Linked DNA regions of Homo sapiens: region 1 is linked to region 2. Evidence: chromatin contacts called from ENCODE Hi-C or POLR2A ChIA-PET data. All regions are on one chromosome and are shown on one strand. Each heading gives the region's core, a stretch centred on a gene start or an enhancer-like site at or near the end of the contact. The rest is flanking DNA. Distances are from core to core; before and after follow the strand shown. Region 1 holds the start of HHEX (hematopoietically expressed homeobox). Region 2 holds the start of CEP55 (centrosomal protein 55).

What was found. A loop is a pair of places that touch in the nucleus more often than their neighbours do. ChIA-PET counts read pairs that join two places held with the same protein, here RNA polymerase II (POLR2A). Pooled maps may share reads with other maps.
Region 1: a map of B cell shows a loop between it and region 2 (33-fold over the local background). The contact joins the promoter of HHEX here to the promoter of CEP55 in region 2. A Hi-C loop is called at or near these places in 1 of 168 maps with a recorded cell type or tissue (B cell) and 8 of 50 pooled maps. POLR2A ChIA-PET finds 5 or more read pairs at or near these places in 3 of 52 experiments (AG04449, HEK293T and activated CD4-positive, alpha-beta T cell).

The regions. Positions count from the first base shown.
Region 1 is chr10:92,687,510-92,691,893 of GRCh38, forward strand. HHEX (hematopoietically expressed homeobox) reads left to right here and starts at 2,446. Exons shown (of 4, transcript NM_002729.5): 1 at 2,446-2,838. The coding sequence starts at 2,478. RefSeq lists silencers at 1,937-2,176, 2,247-2,566, 2,987-3,066, 3,077-3,226 and an enhancer at 3,757-4,384.
Region 2 is chr10:93,494,964-93,499,054 of GRCh38, forward strand. CEP55 (centrosomal protein 55) reads left to right here and starts at 1,649. Exons shown (of 9, transcript NM_018131.5): 1 at 1,649-1,960. RefSeq lists a silencer at 1,468-1,977.

The DNA.
Region 1 (4,384 bases), core at 1,196-3,695, 810 kb before region 2:
TGAGACTACAGGCGCCCACCACCACGCCTGGCTAATTTTTTGTATTTTTAGTAGAGACGGGGTTTCACCGTGTTAGCCAGGATGGTCTCGATCTCCTGACCTCGTGATCCGTCCGCCTCTGCCTCCGAAAGTGCTGGGATTACAGGCGTAAGCCACCGCGCCCGGCTCCTTTATAGTTTTTTAAAATCCAGAATCCAGTTAATTGGGATGATATGAGGCCTTGTGAAAATCCTCATCCTCAACATTTCACGTGTTAGTTGATGATGATTCTTCTTGAATTATTACGTTTTTCGATTGTACCAATTTTTCTACATCTGTTAGCTGACATTCTTCCAGCTTTCACATCCACTGCACCTTTCTCTCTCTGAGTACCACTATGGACTCACGAATTGTTATATTCAAAGTGGTATAATCCCTAATGTATTTTTAAAGCTTAAATCACCCCAAATTTTGCCGATGGAAACCACTCCAAGGTGGTCCCTATTTTCTTTTCACGGTTTCTGACACAAGATGTCTTTGAGCTTACCTTGTACTTTTCTTGCCCTAGATCTAGAATCAGCCACTTCTTCAAGGACTTACTTATACGACGAATAGGTCATACATCCATCTAGTGCAAGTCTCCAGATATTCACAGCTATACATGCCCCCTCCAATCCCACCCCTTTCTTCATAGTCAGCCAATGTTCGTTATCCTTCCAGAGATAGTTTATATCATGGAGTAATATAAAAATTTATGATTTATATGTACTGTATAATAGAGCAATTATATTCTTACCTACCCCCAACATGCTTTAACTCGAATGATAGTGTAGTACACTTCTGAGTTTGTCTGGGCTTGTAGCTCTTGTCTGTCATTAGATTCTGAAAGATACCTATTAACAATACCCTAAAAAGATCAGGAGCCTTTAGGCCAAGTCTCAAACGTTTCAGATGAGAAAAACTCAGGGATGGTGACTTGACGGAAGTTGCATTAACTAACAACGCTCACATGCTATTCTCCGGACTTGGAATGTCCAAGCACCCTGGGCTTGCTGACACCCACTCACTTTTCAAACATCAATTCTTGGGAAGCTTTTCCCTTCCTTAATGTCCCCCAGATAGGTGATGTCCCCTTGTTACAGGTTTTAGACCATTATGTACATCTCCTTCCTAGCACATACATATATTAAAATTTGTTTCCTGTCTCCATGAGGAGAGGGACTACATCTGTCCTTTTCACTGCTGGCACACAGTAGTTGCTCAACAAAAATGTGCGAAGTGAAACTCGAACAGGCGGTCAGGCTCACAGTCCACGCCTCTTCCTACTGTGGTCCCGCTGTGTTTGGACAAATAGTTCCAAATTATAAACTTTAAAACCTGAGAAGTCTCAATAGAAAAAGCAGGGAAGTCTTTCCATTTCCATGATTAATGGAGGACCTTAGCAGAAACGGCTCACCGCGAGGTGTGACGACCGCAGGAGGGCGTCAATCAAGAAAATGCCCCCTTGCCCCGGAGGCGAGTGGAGCCGCACAGAGCCGAGGCCATACGGGCCAGCAGTACGGACTGCTTCAATAGAAAACACGTGCAAAACCAGAGAGCCAGACTGCGCACAGCTGCGACCCTCAAGAGCCAGCAGAAAAGACACGGAGCGGCCCCCACTGGATTGAAGACTGCACAGCCTCTGCCCGGCGCTGTAGGACCCGGGCCTCCCCTTGATTGCTGCTCGCAGCGGCTTCTGCCAGCATCCTCGCGGAAGTGGCTTGAGTCCGAGGCCTCCAAATGAAACCAGGTGGAGCGGCCAAGAGTCCGCAGCACCTGAACTCCAGCCATCCGAATCCCGCCGGGCCGCAGCTAAGGGCCGCCGAGCAGCCCTAGGAACCCAGGGCACTGTCCCGCTCTGAGCTCGGGAAACGGCCGGTGTGACAGCCAGCGCCACTGTTAATCCAGGGAGCGCACCCACCGAGGAGGCGTCTTAGGCCAGCGGCCTCTGCTCCCGCCGAGTCCCGCTGCTCCCCGCCTGGAAACAGCTGCTGCCACCCCGGGCCCAGGCCTGGACGGCGCCCCCGAATTTCGGCAGAGGTGCCTCGGGGCCGCGGACAGGGCCGCTGGAGCCCGCACTCCAGAAGGCGGTCTTCCTCGCGCCTCCCCCGACGGACGCGGCCCAGGGCTTCCCTCGAGGGCGTCCTCGGCCGGGGTGCCTGGAGTCCCCAGGGGCGACAGCCGCGGCGGGGCACCAGGGCGCCAGTTCCCCGGAGCCTGGTAGCAAGCGCGTCCCGGGGGCGGGGAGCTTGGCCGGCGGGGCGGGCCGGGGTGGGGGCGGGCGGCTGCTCTTGGGGCCCCGCGCCATTGGCCGCAGGGCCCGGCGGCAGGAAGGGGCCAGCGAGCGCGGCCCCACCCCGCGGCCGGCGGAGCCTATCGCCGGGAGCGCGGAGCGCGGATAAATGTAGCGCCGCGGCGCGGGCCAGCAGCTCTGCGAGGGGCCGGAGCGCGGCGGAGCCATGCAGTACCCGCACCCCGGGCCGGCGGCGGGCGCCGTGGGGGTGCCGCTGTACGCGCCCACGCCGCTGCTGCAACCCGCACACCCGACGCCCTTTTACATCGAGGACATCCTGGGCCGCGGGCCCGCCGCGCCCACGCCCGCCCCCACGCTGCCGTCCCCCAACTCCTCCTTCACCAGCCTCGTGTCCCCCTACCGGACCCCGGTGTACGAGCCCACGCCGATCCATCCAGCCTTCTCGCACCACTCCGCCGCCGCGCTGGCCGCTGCCTACGGACCCGGCGGCTTCGGGGGCCCTCTGTACCCCTTCCCGCGGACGGTGAACGACTACACGCACGCCCTGCTCCGCCACGACCCCCTGGGTAAGGCGGCCGGGCGAGGGTGGGGGCGAGGAAGCGCCACCCGGCAGGTGGCAGCGCCCGGGAGGCCGAGGGGGCGAAGGGGGCAGGCGGTAGACGGCTGTGGCAAAAGCGATGGAAAAGCAGCTGTCGGGCACGCGCGGGGACGGGAGGCGCGCGGCCGGGGCTGACCGCACCGTGACTCAGATTGGTTTTCCTGCACCTTGCAGGCGTCGGGGCGCGCGGGCCGGCGGTAGACCTCGCGGCGAGGGCAGCCGTGGACCGCGCGTGTTACCCGGGGTGGGGCTCCCTTAGCGGGAGGGACGGGGAAAGGGGCGTCGAGGCGCCCCTGGCCGGCCCCCGTGGGGCAGGGATCGCAGCCGGGCCCGGGTGGCTACGGGGCTGGACCTGGTTCAACAGGCTTGTGCAGTGAAAGAGCCTGACCCTTTCCGTTCATACAGGAAATCTTGAGTTCTCGATAGGAGTAAATCTGGTTTCAGAAGCTGTTAAGTGTTTTCCTGGCTGCATGAAGCAGACCCTTCCCCCGGAGTAGTGCACGCTGCTGATTATTTTATCGACATCCTCAATACAGACAAATTCAGGAAACACTCGACTTCTGATAGCCGGGATCCGTTTTTCTGATATTGTTCATTTCCTCTGTGTGGGATGTGACTTTATGGCAGCTAAAATAACCAGTTGCTTCCTATTTTTTTTCGAGGCTGTTTTGCACCAGTCTGAAGCCTGACGCAAGCAAAATCTCGAAAAAACAATGCTAGCTTTCAAAGCGTTGAGGTGCAGGCCTGCAGACGGACGGACGGACCGACCGACACTACTTTGGGAGTAGGAAGCAGCAGCTCCTGGTCGCCAGTTAGGAAGGGAAGCAGGGACACATAGGGCATATATTCCAGAACTTCGGGGCTTGTCCCCTCAATGTGCGGCCTAACAAATAAGCCGCCCGTGGTCCGCGCTGTGGGTGACCCTTGGCGCCTTCGAGGTCTGGAGCCCTAGGGTAAATAAGGAAACGGGGCGCCTCTAGAGTTTTAAATGAACTCTGTTATTGGAAGCTTCAGTAGGGACCCTGAAAACAATTAACGTCTTAATTAGCATTTTAATGTCTCCATTATTACGGCGCGGGCTCTAGCTCAGCCCTTTACCTTACCTTCTCACCGTTAACAGGGGAGGGGGATTGTATTTTTAGTTCATCTTTTTATGTTTTTGAGTTGTTATCCTGTCTGTCTGATTCCAGCCTCGAGGGTTTGATGATGCGGCCCGAGCCTGGCTGTGGTCGCCTGTCGGGGCTGGAGCGGGACCCTCAGCCGGGCCGGGCCTGGGGGCTAACGTTTTCACAGTGCGCCCTGAGTTTCCTTGGGTTACTGCTGGGACCGCGCAGGAGGAAGCAAAGAGTTTTTCGAGCTAGACCAACAGGAAACACATTGACGGAAATGTTGCCATAGCCCATGGGGTGGCTTTAACTGGCCGCCCCCGCGGGCTGGGTGTGAAATCAGAGGAGGCCGCGGCTCCCCCGGCCAGGATTGGAGGCTCCTCGCGCAACCTAATGCGGGTGTCCGGG
Region 2 (4,091 bases), core at 399-2,898:
TTTTCCCACCCTAATCCCACTTGATACTTTAGTTTACCTTCCCTTCAGAAATGGGAGCTCCTTGGAAGCAGGTACCAAACGTTATCTTGCATTCTGTTTTGGTTTTGTTTCTCTGATTCTTTAAAATTCCCCACATGGTTTTCTCATCCATTCTATTCAGTAACATTTGAGTGTTGCCTTTTGTTTAACAATGGCTAACATCAATTGAACATTTACTAAATGTTAAGCACTTTACATGAATTTCTTTCATGTAAAAAAATTTTAAAGTTTTAAAATTAGAGACAGGGATTGGGTGGGGTGAGAGTGGATCTCTCTGTGTTGCCCAGGCTGGTCTCCAACTCCTGACCTCAAGCAATCCTCGCTCCCCGTCCTCACGTAGTGGTGGGATTACAGGAATTAGCCATTCCACCTGGCCGGATTTCCTCATTTAATCCTTATAACCGAGCTGTGAAGTAAATATTATTATTTGCATCATTTTACACATCGGGAAACCGAGGCTCAAATAGGTTAAATAAATTTATCCAAGGAGACACATCTAGTCAGGGCAGTAAGGAATTAAATCTAGAAAGTCCTAATCTAGAGTTTATAACCTTTGTACAATATTGTGTACCTAGGATGTTTTGCTACTGTGTATCTACTGTTTTAAATCTCCAGCGAGTTTATGCTGGGTCTAGGAGAGAAAGGGAGGCCCTGCTAAACATTTCATGTGCTTCTTCTCTCAGCAGTAACGTTCTCAAAGCGGCTAATCAAGAGCTAGAATCGATCAATAGATAGATATCAGGCTGGAGGGTAGCAGTCTGGTCTGAAAGCCGGTCCGCTAGCATTCATAATCTCAGCGTTCAACCTGGGCGTGCCTCTCATCTCTCCCGTTAACACTCCCTGCTGTGCTGCTGATTTTTGGCAGTAATCCCAGCACTTTAGGAGGCCGAGGTGGAAGGATCACTTGAAGGCAGGAGTTCGTGATCAGAGTGGGAAACAAAGTGAGACCACCCCCCCCCCCCCCCACTCCGCTGTCTGTATAAAATTTTTTAATAAAAAATTAGCCGGGCGTGGTGGCGTGCGCCTGTAGTCTCAGCTACTCGGCAGGCTGAGGCAAGACGATCGCTTGAACCCGGGAGACTGAGGTTGCAGTGAGCTATGATTGCACCACTCCACTCCAGCCTGGGCGACAGAGTGAGACCCGAGGGGATGACAAGGGGGCTGTGCTCCTTTGTGAAATCCCGTTGTCCCAGGGCAGGAGGGGCCGCACTTCACACAGGGAGAATCTATGCTCAAGAGCGCAGAACTAGTTCGTCTCGGTCCATCGTCACTGGTTTTATCCCATTAAAAATAGTAATTTGCTTTCTCCTAAAAGCGTATAAACACAAAACCAGCCCCTGACTGCGAGACACCAAGCTTGTTTAGGTCTAAGCCCGCAGAGAACCCCCGATCCCAGAATTAGCTGGCGGGCCCGGGAGGAAGTGTTCCCGCCCTCTGTCCCGCCCCGCGGCCCCAGCCACTTCTCGGCCCGCCCTCAGGTTTACTCTCCGCCCTTCAAAGGCGGCAGCCAATCGGGGAGCCGCGTCCCCGCCGCGCGCGCGCTGCTCCTCCTTCTTGCGGGCCGCGCCCTGCCGGCAGTGACGTGCCCCGCCCTGCAGCCGCGGGATTCAAACTCCCGGAAGCGGCATCCACACCTGATGGTGTGACTCGGCCGACGCGAGCGCCGCGCTTCGCTTCAGCTGCTAGCTGGCCCAAGGGAGGCGACCGCGGAGGGTGGCGAGGGGCGGCCAGGACCCGCAGCCCCGGGGCCGGGCCGGTCCGGACCGCCAGGGAGGGCAGGTCAGTGGGCAGATCGCGTCCGCGGGATTCAATCTCTGCCCGCTCTGATAACAGTCCTTTTCCCTGGCGCTCACTTCGTGCCTGGCACCCGGCTGGGCGCCTCAAGACCGTTGTCTCTTCGATCGCTTCTTTGGACTTGGCGGTGGGTATCATCTCCTTACAGATAGGCGCAGAGAGGCCAAGTGACTTGCCCAAGGTCTTTTGTTAGGACGGCTTTTTCCGATTGGCAGGCACTTTCGTTGTGTGTTCCTCAAACATCTTTATTTTAGAAGTGAGAAAACTTGTGCCTTTTTTTGCAGTTTCTCTTTTCCTGTCTGTCTCCTCAAGTGAGATTTTATGTGGGAATTTTTAAAGATTGGCGTCGCCTTGTAGAAGATGCGGCTTGTAATTGAGGCCTTGTACCATTTACTGGATGGAAGCGCTTGTTTGGTCACCTGTCCAGCATGACTTAGGTCACTTCAGCTAATCAACCAATCATTTCTTTTCTTTTTTCTTTTTTTTTGAGATGGAGTCTCGCTCTGTCACCAAGGCTGGAGTGCAATGGCACGATCTTGGCTCACTGCAACCTCTGCCTCCTGGGTTCAAGCGATTCTCCTTCCTCAGCCTCCTGAATAGCTGGGACTACAGGCGTGCGCCACCACGCCCGGTTAATTTTTGTATTTTTAGTAGAGACAGGGTTTCGCCATGTTGGGCAGGCTGGTCTCGAACTCCTGACCTCAGATGATCCACCTGCCTCGGCCTTCCAGAGTGCTGGGATTACAGGCGTGAGCCACCGCGCCCGGCCCCAATCAACCAATCATATCTGAGGGCTTGCTGTTAGGCTCTGTGGGTAACAACAACAACAACAAAAATCAAAGTGCAGTCCTTGAAAAAATAGTTGAACAATTGAAAAAATAAAAGGTTAGCAGGAAGTGTAATTGGGTACTAGATTGTGTAGGGGTGGGGGTGGGGCAGCTATATCGTTTGTTAAGAGTTCACAGAGGGAAGGCATGCTGAGGAAGGTTTGAACTGGGGGAACCCTGTGGATGACTGGAATAGGAAATACAGGGAAAGGTGGCCGGGCGCGGTGGTTCACGCCTGTAATCCCAGCACTTTGGGAGGCCGAGGCGGGCAGATCACTTGAGGTCAGGAGTTCGAGACTAGCCTGACCAATATGGTGAAACCTCATCTCTACTAATAGATAAAAAAAAATTAGCCAGGCGTGGTGACGCGCACCTGTAGTCCCAGCTACTCAGGAGGCTGAGGCAGGAGAATCCCTTGAACCCGGGAGGCGGAGGTTGCAGTGATCTGAGATAGTGCCACTGCACTCCAGCCTGGGCGACAGAGCGAGACTCTGCCGCCCCTAACGCCCCGCCCCCGCCAAAAAAAAAAAGAAAGAAACAGAAACAGAAAAAAGAAAATACAGGGAAAGGAGGTTGGTGGGACTAGGTGGTGGGGGAGATCCAAACCGTCTGGGCCAGAGGCTAGAAACTAGTAGTCATTCATTCACTGCCAGAGTTTCTGTGCAAAGGTTAGGAAGCAGATGTTTGGGGGTTCTTTCACGTTCTGCAGATCTATATTTCCATCATTTTGTGTCTCAATGACTTGGTAGTAGTTTTCTGTCCTACGACCCACGATATCAAGTCAACAGTGTGTTATCAACAGAAACACATAGGAAAGAACTTCCTGTGGCAGCAGGTGACTGAGAGACGCCATAACCTTGCATTTCTTTAACTGATGGATGAGCTACTGCAATCTTTCACCTTATAATGGCAAAAATCCAGGACTAACCTTTTGATAGATGATTTCTTCTACTCAATCTCCACAGTTCTAATATGTTTAGACGTTCTGATTTCACACAGGACAATCTTAAAAGTCACTTCACTACCATTCTAAGGAGGTCTCTCCTGTTTTTACTGATATCATTTATCCCTGTACTTCTCTTGTGTAATATTTATTACAGTTTGAGGATTCATGAACCCTTGTTTGTTTCCTTGTTATTGCCTGCCTTTACTACACTGAAAGCCCCATAACATTAGGGAACATGTCTTTTTTTTTTTTTTAAACCAGTTTACACCCAGCATGTATTAGGATACCTGGTAAATAGTAGGCTTTATAGTAATTTTTGAATGCACTAATGGGCTCATACTCCTTTATATCCTTTAATCACACTGCCATTATTTTATCTTGGGATACATGAAGTAGAAAAATGTTTTTTAACCTCCTTAATTAGAGTTACTTTTATATACTATTTATATGCATCGTATGCTTCACTAGATTTTTGCCTGCTAAAG